Linked DNA regions of Homo sapiens: region 1 is linked to region 2. Evidence: read pairs that join two places in POLR2A ChIA-PET (ENCODE). Cell type or tissue: OCI-LY7. All regions are shown on one strand. Links, peaks and the distances in the headings refer to the core of each region. The heading gives the core; the rest is flanking DNA.

The links. ChIA-PET counts read pairs that join two places held together with the same protein. Peaks named below come from ENCODE experiments on the same cell type or tissue, not always from the same donor. Only the 100,000 strongest peaks of a DNase experiment are listed, where the experiment ranks them.
Region 1: POLR2A ChIA-PET joins it to region 2 with 5 read pairs; 1 of 35 experiments calls an interaction of 5 or more read pairs at or near these places.

The regions. Positions count from the first base shown.
Region 1 is chr5:158,197,357-158,200,275 of GRCh38, forward strand. No RefSeq gene overlaps it. Among named protein-coding and RNA genes, the nearest start is that of LINC02227, 210 kb to the right of the region's middle. In OCI-LY7, for the core only: no CTCF peak of the experiment used is centred there; DNase peaks (open chromatin) are centred at 201 and 1,405; H3K4me3 peaks cover 1,665 bases; H3K27ac peaks cover 2,227 bases.
Region 2 is chr5:158,282,261-158,285,179 of GRCh38, forward strand. No RefSeq gene overlaps it. Among named protein-coding and RNA genes, the nearest start is that of LINC02227, 130 kb to the right of the region's middle. In OCI-LY7, for the core only: CTCF peaks have their summits at 2,242 and 2,444; DNase peaks (open chromatin) are centred at 1,281 and 2,151; H3K4me3 peaks cover 1,139 bases; H3K27ac peaks cover 2,203 bases.

The DNA of each region.
Region 1 (2,919 bases), core at 156-2,655, 85 kb before region 2:
ATCCTGCACAACCTTGGAAAGGTCTGTTTACTCCTTTATGAAACAAAAGCATTAGGGTGGATGAGCTCAAAAATTTCTACTTGACCAGACCTTTTAGGATTGTATAATTCCTGAATCCTGAGTTCAGACCTTCAAAATCCCTTCATTTCCTGTTTTTCTTTTTTTTTCACAAAGAGGTGGGCAGATGTTCAAAAGGAGAAAAGAGGAAACAAAACAGATGTAGAGAAGGATCAGGAAGGTCTAGATAGTGGAAGGTGGTGCCTGCCCATGTGCCACTCTGCTTTTTGGAGAAAAGCTTCTTTCTCTGAATTCTTTATGAAAGCTACCTTTCCCTCCCCTGAACCGCAATAGTCCTTTTCCAATCCCCTTTTCAACAGATATGCTTATTTAATATATTTATTAATTGCCTGCCTGGGGGCAGGCATACTTTTATGACTTCTGTAATTTTTCCACTTGTATTATAGTTACTTGAGTAAAAGGATGGAGAGAACTTTATTTTCCAAATTTCTTGGATACCAGGAAGGAGGCTGGTCTGTTGCAAGTACACACTGTGAGAGAAGCAGGGTGAGAAGAGGCAGAGCGGACAGGGCTTACGCTGTTTGGAAAAGAGTGCGTAGTGAGGTGGGTCACCTTTTGGAGAGCCCACGCTTTGAGAGCCAGCAGAGTGAGGTGGAGAGCCATCAAGACAGCCGACAGCTATGTGGCGTGAGATGCAATTGCCCTCCACTGTCCTCAGTTCTTCCACAAAGTTACCAAAGTTGTGAGGTGCTGGTGCCCGATCAAGGCAACAGGCACAGGTGTAGCAGCAGAGCAAAAAGGCCAGGAGTTTGCAGATGTCATGAGGAGAACTGTGGATTCAAACAAGCCTTGAAACTGTCCGAGCCAATTCCTGAGATGCAGTGAGGTCCCCAGGTAACATTTGGGTACATTTGGGCACATCTGGGCCCATTGTCACCTGAGCCAGGTTGTGAGCAGTTTGGGAGCAGGATCCTTGTCAAAGTTGTCTCTGGAGAAGATATGGGGACAACACAGTGCTTTTGCATGGAATGGATGTCAGTAAATACTTACTTACTGAATGAATGATTGAAGAAAGGAAGGCAGGCAGAAAGGAACGAGAAAGCTGTTAACTGCCAGTCCCTTAACATGGAATGCAGGCTTTACATGGAAAGACAGACTAAATAAACCAGCTTGGAGAGAGTTAATTTCTGCCTGCAGCATTCACAGGAAGGATAATGTATGCTGGGGCGGAAAAGCATTAGTTTTTCCCTTTTTGAAACCCCTAAAAGATTTGTCTGAAGCATATATTTAAATGGGCAGCGTACAGGTGTTTTCAGAGCTGCTCCAGCCCCAGAGAAGGCCTCAGGGCAAACCAGAGAAGACGGTACTTGGTAACGAGAAACACTCCTCAGCTACTCTGCATGCTTCAGTGGGAAAATGCAAATCAACTCATTCTCGCTTTTGAGGACAACTTCAGATAAAGGGTTCCCCAGGCAAAGTAACCCCTTCAATGTGCCTGACTGTCTTTCCCCATTGCTATCTTTTCCTGCACTACCTGCAGTGTGAGCTGTCGGGGGTGGGGAGGGGTTGTGGATGGGCTGCACCGGAGATGAGAAAGGAGTTGCATAGCAATGAGGAGGTGGAGGAGGAGAGAGAAGGAAGGGGCTTGGGCTTTTGTGTGGGTACAACTTTGTGGAAAAGGCCTTAAACTAGGAGATGGGATTACCTCTACTTCTGCCTCTGTCGGCCACCAGCTGTGGATGACCTTGGGCAAGAAGGGGGATTCATAGGCAATCAAAGCTGAAGTGAATAATGTTGGAAATCATATCAATTTCACTAACTAGTTTTTTGTTTTTGTTTTTTAACAGTTGGGAAACTGAGATTGAACAAGATATTAATGGAGAGTAAGTGGGAGGCTAGGTTTAGAATTCAGGTCCCCCAGCTTCGGGAACAGAGCCCTTTCCACCATCCCAAGTATCATGCTCAGGGGCATCAGTACCAGCAGATTTGGGTTTCAGATTTCATAATTTGTATATGAAAGTTGGGGTGTGTCTAGGGGCTCAATTAAGACTTTCAAAACCTGAATATCTAAAAAAATTATGGTGACTTTCCCCAACCCCCAGTGTAGGTAAAGTTGATCCTTGAACAACATGGGTTTGAACTGAACGTGTCCACTGATTTGTGGATTTTCTTCCACCTCTGTCATTCCTGAGACAGCAAGACCAACCCTCCCACTCCTCCTCCTTCTCCTCAGCCTAGTCAATGTGAAGACAAGGATGAAGACCTTTCTGATGATCCACTTCTACTTAATGAAGAGTAAATGTATTCTTTCTTCCTTATGCTTTTCTGAAAAACATTTTAACATCTAAAATATGTGTTAATTGGCTATATTATTGATAAGACTTCTCTGTTCAGTAGGCTATTAGTAGTTAAGTTTTTGGTAGTTAAGTCAAAAGTTATATGCAGATTTTTGACATGTAGGGGAGAGGAGATTGGCTCCCCTAATCCCTGCATTGTTCAAGAGTTAACTGCAATTGAAAATAAAAGCAATGCTAAATTGTTACACAAGTATAAGCAACTAGAATAATTGTTTTTTCTCCTGATGACTACTCTGATGGTTTTCAAATAATAAATTCAATAAAATTTTTTTATTTCAGGTGCCCCTGTTTTAATGGTGGCCCGGGCACATGCTTTTTCCGCTTATAGGGAAATCCATTTTATGACCCTGAATGTCATTATGTACTTATTTTTGAGTGAGTGCATGAGTGAGTTGTGTGAACATGTTTGGGCAATTATCTTTGGTTATTTTTGTGTTCATGTGATTTTCAATGGTTTTAAGTACATATTTTTTTTGGTGCAAATATGTATGTATATAAATGCAGATTTCTGTTTTCTTTTTTATAAAGAGTGAGGCAATCAAAT
Region 2 (2,919 bases), core at 258-2,757:
AGGATTTGTCCAAAGTCACACAGCTAGTAAGTGTAGAAGTGGGAACAAATCTTTGGTCTTTCTGATTCAAAGCCAGTGTATTTGAATAAAGACCGTATGCATAAAGCCTTTGGGATCCTGTAGGATAGAGTTTGGTTATATCTTGCTGCATATTTCATATCCAGTGGATTCTATGACTCTTTCCCATAATACACAACCATTATTATGGCTTTCAGGAGCTACAATATATTTGCGTTTCAAAGATGTTTTTATCTTTTAAAAAATACGCATTTGGAAGTGAAGTGAATTATGGAAATTTCAGACACACACACACGCACACACATATACATATATATGTGACTTAAAATGAAAATTTTCAATACCCTAATTTATGAAATAAAATTCTGAAGTGCAAGGAGAAAGAAGACAATTGTAGAATTCAGAGGTAGTGGTAAATAGCTGGATCCGATGAAAAGCAGAGCAGAGACTGAGCTGTCAAATATCAGGGTGTCAAAGGCAATTAAGAAGAGTGGTTTCAAATAAGTGAGGCTGATGAGAAAGTGAAAAGGAAGAGGGAGAGTCTCTGGGGTCATATGGGAGAAAAGTGACAAAAAAAGGGGCCAGAAGAAAGGCAGTGGGAAATACAGGAGGTCACTTGTGGTTGGATCTGAAAAGCATGGGGGGCACTCGCAGATAGGGCAGAATCCAAGAGGGAGTGAAGGTGAAGTCTGTAGTTGTGTACAGCCACCTGGACTGTGGGTCAGATGGCCAGCATCCAAATCCCAGCTCAGCCACTGTACCGCCTAAGGAGGGTAACTAAATCTTTGAAGTCTTGTTTCCTCATCTGTAAAATGGAGATAAAAGTAGCACCTAACTTGTAGGGTGTTAGGAGGATAAATGCACTCATGTATGTTAAAAGTGCTTAACACAGTGCCAGACACACAGTAAAGTGTTCAATAACTTTACTGTTGATATTATTATTATCCTATCAGGATGGAGCTGATCAGTCTTCCAAGCTCCATGCACAGTCCTCTCCACAAGGCAGACTGGTGGTGCCTGTCCAGGATAGCCATTTAAAGTCATCTGTTGCATTAATGAATGGCGCTTACCCCTTAAATTGTTATCATTATTATTTTTTTGGTTGGACCACTTCTGCAGTTGATTTACCCATCCTCGTGCAAGAGTATACAGTGGTGAGAATTTTAATGCACGAGTGGTTTGGGCAACAGCCTCAAAATGTCTTATTTTTACTACGTATTATTATAGCATTACATTCATAGTCAGGGGTCAGCTGCTATTTCCTGAGGTTTATAACATGCCTGTTTTAATTAACATCAAGCTAAATTTTGGCATACAGGTGGTCAGCCCAGATGTGAATGTTATTTTTAAAAGTGCCTTATGGCTGTTAAATCTCTTTCTTTAAAATAGCAAAACATATATGGGTGTGTGTATGTGGTGGGGGAAGGGGGGGTGGAAAGCAGTAAAAATATGAAATACTGATTAGTTCAGGCCTTCTATAGACAAGCTTCAATGACGAAAAGATTTCTTCAAAATTGTTAAAATATGCTTACATAGGCCACAAACTAATACATTGAATAGAAGCCAGAATAACAATAAAAATGAGGTGGCCACACACTGGATAGATAAAAGAGAGTGTATGGAGGGCTGCATATGCACTCTGCAGTTTAGAAAAATAAGCACGGGGCCTGAGTAATATGTCACAGGGATGCAGTTAGTAGAGGCGAGAGGCAGATACAAGGTTCCTAACTTCTAGAGGCAAAACAGGGCTCAAATCTTTAGTTTATCTAAATAGTATATCCTGGATATGTGCGTGTGAACACACAGCATACACATAAATACTTTGTCTTTCTCTCTTATACACACATATCACACATATACACACCACATACATATCATAAGCTCGGTCACTAATCGATGTTTGTTAATTTAGGAAAATTAATTTGCTCTCTCTAAACTTTATTATTTTGTTTTGCATCTAGCATGCTGATGGCCCATGCAAGTCATCATTGATACCCCCTTCTTTTTTATGCTTATGTCCAACCCATTGCCAAGGCCAGTTAATTTTACCTCCTCCGTATTAATCAAACCTTTCCATTTCTCTGTCTCTACCACTGCTTTCTCTAAACTACTGCAATCTCAGTCTGGGCCACTGGGGTAGCCTCCAGCCTCGTCTGGCTACATCCACTCTTGCCTGCCTCCATCCACTCTTGCCTGCCTCCACATCTATTTTCCACACCCCTTCCAGGGTTATCTATTTGAAATGAAATTGAAATATATCACTGCTTGGTTTAGGACACTTCAGTGGCCTTCCACTCATTGCTTTTGGATAAAGACAAAACTCTTCACCATGGCCTTCAAAGTCTTGGCCCTCCTATTTCTCCTACCATGACCTTCTGAATGTCTATGCCCTAAATAGAAATCGGATTTCTTCTATTCTCTTGTATTTCTCACATTCCCTACTAACACAGAGCCTTTGCACAGCCTGTCCTTTTTGCCTAAAATGATTTCCTCCTTTCTTTCTTCATTATACAATTAATTGGACCTAAAATTACTTAAACTGGGGACAGAGTCTTCCTCTCTGCAGTGAAAAGGCCTATGCAAGTGCAAATAACTATGGGAGAAGGAGCATGCTGATTATTTGAAAGTATAAATGACATATCTTGGTTTTCTGACAGGGAGCCTATTTAGGTAGAGGAAGAAAAAAGTAGAATCACTGACTAACCATTATTTAAGGACATCAATGCCATAAAAATTACAAGTTATATGTATCTCTCTCTTCTCAGGATCCTATGTGATCTATACTATGAGGTAAATGCTATTATCATCCCCATTCTATAGGAGAGGAAACTGAGGCTAGGAGAAGTTGAATAACTCAAGCACACTCAGTTCCTAACTAGTTGACCTGGATTCAAACACAAG